2 separate regions of the Homo sapiens genome follow, and region 2 is linked to region 1. A link is a loop called in an ENCODE intact Hi-C map of the cell type or tissue named here. Cell type or tissue: mammary epithelial cell. All regions are shown on one strand. Each heading gives the region's core, and the rest is flanking DNA. Links, peaks and the distances in the headings are about the cores only. Region 1 has its middle 100 kb from the start of MFSD1. Region 2 overlaps IQCJ-SCHIP1 (IQCJ-SCHIP1 readthrough).

Region 1 (5,389 bases), core at 1-5,000:
TAGGGTCATTACTTCACACTTTTTTTTTAACTTTTCCATATTAATTTATTGATAGTGATTAACTTATACTATAGAAATAGTACTATTAATTAATGCTGAATTTGTATTACTTAGTTGTTTCTGAGCTTTTCTTTTTTTTTATTATACTTCCAACTGGATTAAAGATAAAAGTCTGAAATATCAAACCATAAAAGCATAGAAGAAAACAAGATTAATCTTGTTTTTAATCTGAGTCAGAATGGTCTAAGTATGACACAAAATCCAGGAAAAACAAGAAAAGAGCAATAAATTTCACCAATATTTAAAATTTCTGAGTAGTAAAAAAATTAACAAATTACAAAATCATATTTGCAACTCATATTCCAGACAAATAATTGATTTATCTAATAAATAAAGAAGTCCTACAAACAATAAGAAAAAAAAGCCAACAAACCAATAGGAAAAGGAGCAAAGAAGATGAACAGGTTTCTTACTAAAAAATAACGAATTTCTCTTGAACACAGAAAGATGTGCAACCTCATTTACATTCAGAGAAACACCAATTAAAACTCTAATGAGATGCAATTTAACCTGTTAGGTAGGCAAAGATCAAAATATTTTAAAACACAGAGTTTTGAAGACAGTATAAAAAGAAAGGAATTTTATACATAACCAGTTAGATTATAAATTGATGCAACATAAATGAAAGACAATTGTTATCAAAATGTAAAGTGTGCATACACTTTGACTCTGCAGTTTCACTTTATATGTAAGATATTTGTATAAAGATCTTTTTTTTTTTTTAAGGCGGAGTCTCACTCTGTTGCCCAGGCTGGAGTGCAGTGGCACAGTCTCGGCTCACTGCAACCTCCGCCTCCCAGGTTCAAGCGATTCTCCCGCCTAAGCCTCCCAAGTAGCTGGGATTACAGGCACCCGCCACCAGGCCCAGCTAATTTTTGTATTTTTGTAGAGATGGGGTTTCACCATGTTGGCCAGGCTGGTCTCAAATTCCTGACCTCAGGTGATCCACCCACCTTGACCTCCCAAAGTGCTGGGATTACAGGTGTGAGCCACTGTGCCTGGCCTGTATATGGATATTTACTGAAACATTTTATAGGAGCAAAAGATTACAAACAATCTAAATGTCCACAAATAGATAACTAGTAAATAAATTCCAGTTTATTCATATAATGAAATAATATGAAGCCGTTAAAAAATGAAATAGCATTACATGTACAGATAAGAAATAGTCTCCAAGATATATTAAACAAACAAAGAGTAAGGAGCAAAGCAATGTATGGTATGGTATTATTAATGTAGGAATTAATACACACACACCCACATGTTTACAAATTGTGTAAATTGTCTCAGGAAGAATAAACAAAAAAGTGATTGCCTTAAAAAGAGCTAGGTAACTGGGGTAGAGGGGCAAGCAGGAAACTCACTTTTTTTGTATGTCATTTACATATTTAGAATTACATGGCATGCATTGACATTACCTATTCAACAGTAGATTTTTAAAAATACATCTTATAACAATACAGAGTCTTCACACTATAGACATATAATATCATCTGTCACTGGGAGATATATTGTCAAAAAACAGACTTTTTTTTTCTTTTGTGAATTTTCAGGATCCTGTTTCTATTTTCATTATTCATCACCTCTGGATGACAAGCATATGCGCCTGGAAGTTTAGAACAGCAGTTTGCACTACTTCCCATGAATGAGGCTTAAATAATTCAAATACAACTCCCATATGGAGTTATTTAAAATAATTTTTGAACCTCCTTAAATCCCTTTTGGAAATGTGTAGGGTCCAAATAAATGAAGTAAACTCTTTATTAGCAAAGTATAGTTTTATAGCTGGACATGATGATCACATTGAACCTAATTCTGCCAGCTGGGGAAGCTGTTTCCTTTGCACAAACTGGGCTAGTTGGAAGCCAGAGTTACATTCTTCATAAATGTGTCAAATATATCTCTTCTCAAAGTAGTAAATATTATTAAGTGGAATTTCAGGCACCCTAGAAATGGGAGAGATTTCTGGGCAGGGCTTTTCTACTGCCCTCATGTAATATCTGCAAGGGACCATTCAGAATATCTATATATGAATTAAACTCTGTCAACCAGAACCCTAACTAAACTAGATGAAATTCTAAGTGCACACTGACATCTCTCTGGTTGCAATATGGTGACAATCAATATTAATACATTCTGGAAAGCAAGTCTTCCTTCCAAAAGATGCGCCGGCACCCAGATAGGCAAAATCAATCAGGTTGACATCAGAAAGGTACAAATGAATACAAGTTACTAAGCAAAAGGAACGCTAAAGAATATTAACTAAATTTTCATTGTCTAGCACAATTAAGTAGAAGGTCACTGAAGCTTCAGATGGTAACATGTTGGTTATTGCCTACACGAGAAAAGTGAGTACGTGAATGATTCAAAATTTAACTGTGATTCAAAATAGTGTTTTGTATTTACTAAAATTCTCCATGGTGCAGCTAATATTTTGAAAAACAATAAAAACTCTTAGAGAAAGCCCAGTTTTTTAAAAAGTTCACACTTAGAAAATCTTCCATTTGCCCTTTCCACCCATTGCATTTATAGCGTAAATTCTAAGCTAGCAAAAGTATTTGAATACCCTAGTAGTTTTTGTAGAGATTCTGAAGGCACTAAGCTACGATTTCCTCAAGTAGTGTCATTTGACAGCACTTAGAAAATGCTACAAAAAGAAAAGTGGAAGGTTTGAACAAGTAATCCCTTTAGTCCATCTCCTAGACAGATTTTTCTCCACCTTAAGGTAAGATTAATTGTCAAACCAATAGGATATCACTAGTCATGCCTTTTAACCTGTTCATTGCATTTGGTAGTAGTGGTTCTGATGTCTTTTGGATGATTAGACTTTCTGAATAGAACATTATAAGATATCTAGACCTGTTAAGTAGATTTCCCATCTATTTGCAAAATACAGTATTTGCAAGGAGTTAATTATATACATGTCCTCCACCACAAATGTCATCTACCATAATAGGTAAGAAAAACAATAACATCTGTGGCCATTATGTAAATACAGAATATAAATAAAACACCACTCACAAAATCCTCCCAACATGTTCTGGTTACACCTCAGTACAGCATCATCATCATTTTCACTCCCTCCAACAGTTTATCTAATCTCAATTCTGAGAAGCTGACCGAGAAAGATAAGATTTAACAAAAGATAAATATACACACACGTAAAATGATGTTTAATGTCTTATTCATTCTGAATGCTAGAGTTATCTTTATCAAGGTAGTCTGTATTGATTTTCAGACACTTTAATACCAGGTCTGCCTATAAAATAATGAAAGGCCTGCTTTTATTTGAGGTATCAGTTCAGTCACATAGGTTTTTTTTAATCATTATATGTCTTACACACAGTATCTCTCAGGAGATAATGCTATAATAATGATGTAGGAAGAACATGGTTAAAGAGCTAAATAGTGATCAGGTAGGATAAATATACTGCAAGTATATGTAATTTTACATTGAACATGGGTATATCTCCATTTCTGTTAAGTTAGAGTTGGAAGGAAAAGGGGATCCACACAGATTGCTGTTCTGTTATATCATTGCAAGGCCATTTCAAATATATTAGGTCAGTGCAAAAGTAATTCCAGTTTTTGCCATTAAAATTAGAAAAAAACCAAAATTATCTTTGCACCAACCTAATAAAATGGAATGATTCTCCAAGGAAAAAGAATCTCTTCCCTTTTCTGTTAGAAAAACACAGTCCTCTGCAGTCTGTAATTGTTTTTTATCCTATTCTTGCTAGCCCAAATCACTGAAACATTCCAGCATTTCAGAAAAGTCAGCTCCCCATGGACTTAGAAAGAAAAGCCTACTTGTAAAGTTCCTTTGATTTGCTTGAATTCATTTTCAGTACCATTTGCTAGTATTCATATAACACAGTCCTATTCCTGATGAAGAGGGCAGTGCAACACTTGGAGTCAGGTGCTGATTATAGAGGAGGTAAAAATTGGGTGAAAATATATTAAAAATTAACCATTTCTTAATTCTGCTCCAGGGATAGAAGTTAGATTTTTTTTTCCCCCACCACTAATATGCCAATAAAAAGATAAGCTTTTCTGTGAAAATTATTCCTGTTAAATAATATATTCATTAAATTTTACTCTTTTAATTGCATTAAAGATGTGGAAAGGATAACTTTCTGTGGTGACTAGAATGAATTCAAAATTCCTACTTGCCACTTATATTTATGCACATGAAAATGATTTGGAAGCAATATATGAAGTTCTGAATTCACTCACATCTTCTGCTGCATAGTTTTCAAAGGAGATGTTAAAACCAGTTATTTTAGCACCTTTGTTTATTAAGAGTCATTCTGGTCAGAGGAAAAAAACAAACGTTTGTTCGCTAAAAACTATGCATTAGTACTATGCCAATCTCTGCAGAGGATACAAAAGAAAGATAAGAGGCCATTCCCTAAAGGAGTATACAAGAAAGGATGGAGAGATAAAACTGAACAAAGTATTGCTTATTTCTAGGCCCAGCCAGTCCAGCCTAATCAGTTTGTTCCATCCTCTCCATCACCAGTAATTGGTTTCAATTTAAGCACATGATCAAGTTGGACTAAACTGGAGTTCATCTAGGACTCTGGCTATGTGGATTTCAGCTGGGGTTGCCAAACTGAAGGGCTCATTCATTTATGCATTTAACTAATCTTTTGTAAATATCTATCCTGTCAGGCACCCTTCTAGGTGGCAGATGGAAGCAACATAAAGGAAAACAAAAGAGTTGGAGGGAAAGAAATAGACGATTGGAGCATCTGGATTCAACTATACCTCAAGTTAGATTAACCCCTGGACTTTTTAACTGCATGAATCAACAAATCTTCTTTTAGTTTAAGACATTTTGAGTTAGTTTCTGCCACTTGCAACCCAGAGTCCTAACTAAGATCCCACCATCATCCCCAGGGTCTAACTGTGGCAACTGGACTAAAGCCTCACCTCCTTGTACTGTCCGCCTTGCCTGCTTCCAGTTATGGTCCTATCCCTAAGCCAGTTCTAGCAGGCTTGTGGTCCATTCCTCATCCTTTCTAGCATTTCCAAACTTAATTTGGAGTGACTCTCCAAATCTAACTTAGACTGGTCCCAAAATCTTGGAAGAAACCTATTCTCCAACTTCAACATAGACTGGCCTTTTTTCCTTTGAGGAGAAAGAAAACTGAACAGCGTGAATATCCTCACATAAATACATGCAAATACATCACTAGAATCAGATGTGGAGCTGGAGGTACCCCACCAGGGCAGCTCCTCCTACGTCATATCCAATGCAGAAATGCTGTCTCATTGTCTATGACCATCCATCCTCTGGTTAAATGCCTCCAGAGACAGAAAGCTC
Region 2 (5,389 bases), core at 1-5,000, 910 kb before region 1:
AGCGCTTGAGATAAATGCAGGCATGGTAACAGGCTCAAGGAATACAGAGATAAGACACAGTCCCAGCCTTAAGGCAAAGATAGACACATAAACAAAGAATTATACTATATATCATATTTATATTATTTATTTATAGCACAATATATATAATTGGTTAGGGCTCTAATCAAGCCGGGGGGTCAGGAAAGATTTTCTGGAGTGGGTGATGTCTGAGCTCTGCGTTTCAGTGATGAGTAGGAATTAACTGAGCAAGAAAGAGATAGAGTGGACAAAACATTTCAGGCAAAGGGTACCACAAAAACAAAGGCATGGAAGCTAGAGACAGCACGAGTTAGGCAGGTCAGCAGACTGGTTTTGTTAGAGTACAAGGGAGTGGTAAGAAATGAGACCAGAGGTCAGCAGGGCTGATATAGGAGTTATGTAGTGCTGAATTTATGTTAGGCTTTACCCTGAGGAAGTCATTACAGTGTTTGAGAATGAGACACACTTGAATAGGCAGTCAGGTAGGTAGATTAGGGGAGGAGCTTAAAGAGTACAGGATCAGAGGCAGAGGCCGGGCTGGCTCCCCTCTGTAATCCCAGCACTTTGGGAGGCTGAGGCAGGAGGATCACTTGAAGCCAAGAGTTTGAGACCAGCCTGGGCAACAAAGCAAGACCCCCATCTCTATGAAAATTAATTTTTAAAAAGCCAGGTGCTGTGGTGTTTGCCTGTAGTCTTAGCTACTTTGGAAGCCAAAGCAAGAGGATCCCTTGAGTCCAGGAGTTTGAGGCTGCAGTAAGCCATGACTGCACCACTGCACTTCAGCTTGGGTGTCAGGGCAAGATCCATCTCAAAAATGGATAAATAAAATACATTTTAAAAAAGGACCAGAGGCAGGCCGCACAGTGGCTCACACCTGTAATCCCAGCACTTTGAGAAGCTGAGGCAGGTGGATCACTTGAAGTCAGGAGTTCAAGACCAGCCTGGCCGACATGATGAAATCCTGTCTCTACTAAAAGTACAAAAATTAGCCTGGTGTGGTGGCATGCACCTGTAATCTCAACTACTTGGGAGGCTGAAGCAGGAGACTCGCTTGAACCTGGGAGGCAGAGATTGCAGTGAGCTGAGATTGCACCACTGCACTCCTGCCTGGGCGACAGAGAGAGATGCTGTCTCAAATAAATAAATAAATAAATAAATAAATAGGACCAGAGGCAGAGAGACTATGTTGAGGTTGAGGTGACAGTTAATAGCATTTGCAGAACGGGGGTGGCATCTGGGATGGGAAGGGGAGTGATTTGAGACACATTTGGAAGGTAAATTGGCAAGACTTGGTGACTGATGGGTTATGGGAAACGAAGACCAGGTAGGAATCATGGGTGTGTTCCTGGAGACCACCACCATCATGTGACATGGAGAGAACTGGCATAGAAGGGGAGAAGATGATGATGAGTTACTTTTGAACACACTGCACTTGAGAGGGTTTAAATAATTTATTCTCCTACTGTCTTCAAAAGGTAAAGGAGTATATATGGTAAACTTAACTGTGGTCTAAAATGAAGGTGGAGAATGCTGTTGTTAATGGGCGACATCACTAATGCATCATAGCACTCTTATTCCCACAGCCCAGACACACCTTCGGCGTCCTTTTCAACATATCATTTCATCCCCCCAAGGTGTCAACTATAAGTTCCAACACATGATGGCTACTACTGTTCCAAGGGAGAGTGTATGCCTTGGAAAGCCACGTTTCTCCCCAGTCTAAAAGCTTGAGAGAGTAACATTCTTTAAAACATACATGTCTTGAACACAGATTTGGAGGTATCCTTGAGGTAAATTACAGCTTACCAAATGTAAATAACCAAAAACACATCGATCATGAGTGCCAGCATCACTGGGAACTCTTCCGATATTTCTGAGACTCCTAACTTGGTTTAAGGTTAGGGCAGTGCAGACCACGGTAATCAAGAGAGTCTAATTTTAAATTTGTTAACTGTCCATTATGGGATGGGACAGGTCTTCTCAACATGACTCCAGCAAGATCCAGGCTTATTAATGCTCCATGGAGGGTGTCCGCAGCAAGAAGTCTTCCTGATGGGTTCAGATGATTTGGATTACACCCCCTCCTTAAGGAACTCAGAAGGAAAAGCAACATATAAAAGACTGAGAAATCCTCAGAAATCAATTAAACTTAGTTTGGCCTAGTGTCACCCAGACTTACTTGACCATGAAATCCTCCTGTCGCATGACACTCATGAAGAGCCCCTGAAATTAGGATCATTTCAATCCTCAAAGCATACCCATTTTTCAAACGAGAAATACAACTTCTAGAATCACAAAGCCACAAAATTGGCAAGGGAGATCTAAAATCAGATCTTCCGGTTCCAGCTTCAGGGCCCAATTCATAGGACTGCAGCTGAAGAGGACAGTTGGCAGTGAAGATGAGAGCTGATACCTGGGCTACACACCCACTTTACAAACAGAACATCGGGGGCTCGGCAGTATCCCTACTCGGCAAAATGTGCGGCACATGGGCCAGCTACAGCTTTCTGGGGGCTCCCCATCAGGGCTGACAGCTCATCCTGTCTTTTAAAGTCCACCACCATTGCCCTTTTCTTTTGTAGCCACTACAAAACACTACTCTGTTTACTCTCTGCTATACCCGCGAGAGGAATTCTGGCCTTTAGGGCATTTCCTGTTGCCTAGAAACCTTATAGAGCACTGGGTGCAGGAAGCTGACTCTCTGGTAGAGATTCACAGGCAGGAAGTTTATTCAGAGTGCTCTGGGGCAACACCTGTGAGGGAATACAGGCAGTAAAACAGGGCAGAGGGAGAGGCTGAATTCTGATGCAGCTGCAAACAAAAGCCTGACTGATCCAGGAGGATGCTCTGCAACGGGGCTGGGCGTTCAAAGTGGATCCAAGCCGGGTGAAAGGTCCAGGCCTTCATGTCCCAGCATCAACCTGTCTTTGGATATGGGTTGCTACTGCTCCTACCTTGGGCATCCTAGTTCTCCTCAGCCACAGGCAATCCCGAAGAGGGTCTCAGCTGAGCACTGTCAGCTGCCAACATTACCAGCAGCTGAAGAAGGAAGTCCTTCCCTCCTGGAAGCGGGTGGAGGGAGTGTTGTAGATCTGGGCTGCCTGACAACATCTTCTGCATTGCTCAGGGCGTGTTTCCCACTCAACTCTCAGGTCTGGATAGTTGTCTGTTTTCTATAGATGCTGCTAGAATCTAGAGTCTGGGCTGTGGCCTCCATTATATTAACCCTAGCTTTACTATGCTTCATATTAGTTTTATCTTGGTACCTATAAAGCTTTCCAAAAGTTTTATATTTCTCTTGTATCCTAGCAGGGTTTAAGGAAGTGATCAATAATCAATACAGATATAGAGGAAAGAGTAAGAGATTTGGAGCCTGAACTCCTAATTTTACTTCTTCTTCTTCTTTTTTTTTTGAGATAGCGTCTCACTCTGTTGCCCAGGCTGGAGTGCAGTGGTGTGATCGCTCCTCAGTGCAGCCTCGAACTCCTGGCCTCAAGTGATCCTCCCACCTCAGCCTCCTGAGTAGCTGGGACCACAGGAGCACATCACACATGGCAAATTTTTAAAACTTTTGTAGAGACGGGGTCTCCCCAGGTTGCCCAGGCTGGTCTCAGACTCCTGGGCTTAGGAGATCCTCCTGCCTCCTGGGCTCAAGAGATCCTTCCTAAGTGCTGGGGTTACAGGTGTGAGCTACTGCACTCAGCAATCACAGAACTGCCACTTATGGACGTATACAATTACAAACATCACTTAATTTCTGTGAATCTTAGTTTCATGATTTACAATACGGGAATTTTAAAAAGCCCTATTTTACCCAAGCTCCAGTGTTACTGTGAGAATAATAAGATGGTGAATTGAAAATGCTTTGTAAAGTAAAAAAAAACTAGAGCCAGTGTTTCACAATAGTGAGTACAAAATAGATAGCTGCTATGGTTTGAATATGGTCAGCTCCCTCCAAAACTCATGTTGAAGCTTGGTCCCCAACGTAATGGTGTTGAGAGGTGGTGGAACCTTTAAGAGGCATTTGGTTGAGGAATCCACCCTCAGAAAGGGATTAATACCATCTCTTAGTCACTGAGAGAGCAGGCTGTTATAAAGCAAGGCTGCCTCTCATGTTTTGTCCCTTTCTGCACACTCCTGCTTTCCCTTCTGGTTCTCGGCCTTTCTCTGCCATGTTGTGATACAGCATAAAGCCCTCACCTGAAGCTGAGAAGATGCCAGCACCATGCTTCTTGGACTTCCCAGCCTCTGGAATTGTGAACCAGACAAACCTCTTTTCCTTATAAATTACCCAGTCTCTCAGGTATTCGGTTATGGCAACAGAAAATGAACTAAGACAACACCTATTAAAGGAAAAAAATATTGAGCCAATACATGTAAAACTAGGTGTAAATTCCTTTTGCTAATAACACTTATACAAATCCAAGTGAATTTACAAAATATAAACAAAAATAGAATACAATTAATTTCAATTAACAATACTGATTATTGTGCCATGTGACGTTGTTTTATTGGCTTATATACATACGGTACTGACTGTAAGGACAAGGTTCATTTGGACTGGATATGCACGCCATGTAATAATTCGGTTTTCTCCATTGTTTCCACTGTGAAACTGTTCGTTTACACAATGCACCATTTGGCCTTAACATAGAAATATCATTTATGTATATTAAGTACACCTCCACTTGTTTAAATTTTCCATTTTATTTGGTGATAAGAATATGTATCATGAGTTCAATTTGGCCTTATGTATCAGAAAGTCCATATAACAGTGACTTGAAAAATTAGGAACAAAAGAAGTGCAAGACTTATACACTGAAAACTACAGGCCGGGCGCGATGGCTCACACCTGTAATCCCAGCACTTTCGGAGGCCAAGGTGGGTGGATCACTTGAGGCCAGTAGTTCGAGACCAGCCTGGCCAACATGGTGAAACCCCGTCTCTACTAAAAATACAAAAATTAGCCAGGCATGGTAGCACGTGTCTGTAATCCCAGCTACTCAGGAGGCTGAGGCACGAGAATCGCTTGAGCCTAGGAGGCAGGGTTACAGTGAGCCGAGATCACACCACTGCACTTCAGCCTGGGCAACAGAGCAAGACTCTGCCAAAAAAAAAAACAAAAACAAAAACAAAAAAAACTACAAAACATTGCTAAGAGAAATTATAAGAAGAAAGATCTAAATAAAGGAATTGGAAGACTCAGTATTATTAAAATAGCAATGCCCCTCAACGTGATCTATAGATTCAACATAATTCCTATAAAAATTCCAGCAGGCTTTTGGGCAGGAATTGACAAGCTGATCCTAAAATGTATATGGAAATGCAAAGGACCTAGAAAAGCAAAAACAATCTTAAAAAAGAACAA

Evidence for each region. Hi-C counts contacts between places; a loop is a spot of excess contacts. Peaks named below come from ENCODE experiments on the same cell type or tissue, not always from the same donor. Only the 100,000 strongest peaks of a DNase experiment are listed, where the experiment ranks them.
Region 2: it touches region 1 in a loop (18-fold over the local background); 1 of 110 quality-filtered maps calls a loop at or near these places.

The regions. Positions count from the first base shown.
Region 1 is chr3:158,899,788-158,905,176 of GRCh38, reverse strand. No RefSeq gene overlaps it. Among named protein-coding and RNA genes, the nearest start is that of MFSD1, 100 kb to the right of the region's middle. In mammary epithelial cell, for the core only: no CTCF peak of the experiment used is centred there; no DNase peak of the experiment used is centred there; H3K27me3 peaks cover 336 bases.
Region 2 is chr3:159,811,733-159,817,121 of GRCh38, reverse strand. The region is part of intron 4 of IQCJ-SCHIP1 (IQCJ-SCHIP1 readthrough); the gene reads right to left. The region is part of intron 2 of SCHIP1 (schwannomin interacting protein 1); the gene reads right to left. All of the region lies in intron 1 of LOC101928351 (a long non-coding RNA gene), which reads left to right. Among named protein-coding and RNA genes, the nearest start is that of IQCJ-SCHIP1-AS1, 46 kb to the right of the region's middle. In mammary epithelial cell, for the core only: no CTCF peak of the experiment used is centred there; a DNase peak (open chromatin) is centred at 2,731; H3K27ac peaks cover 2,657 bases.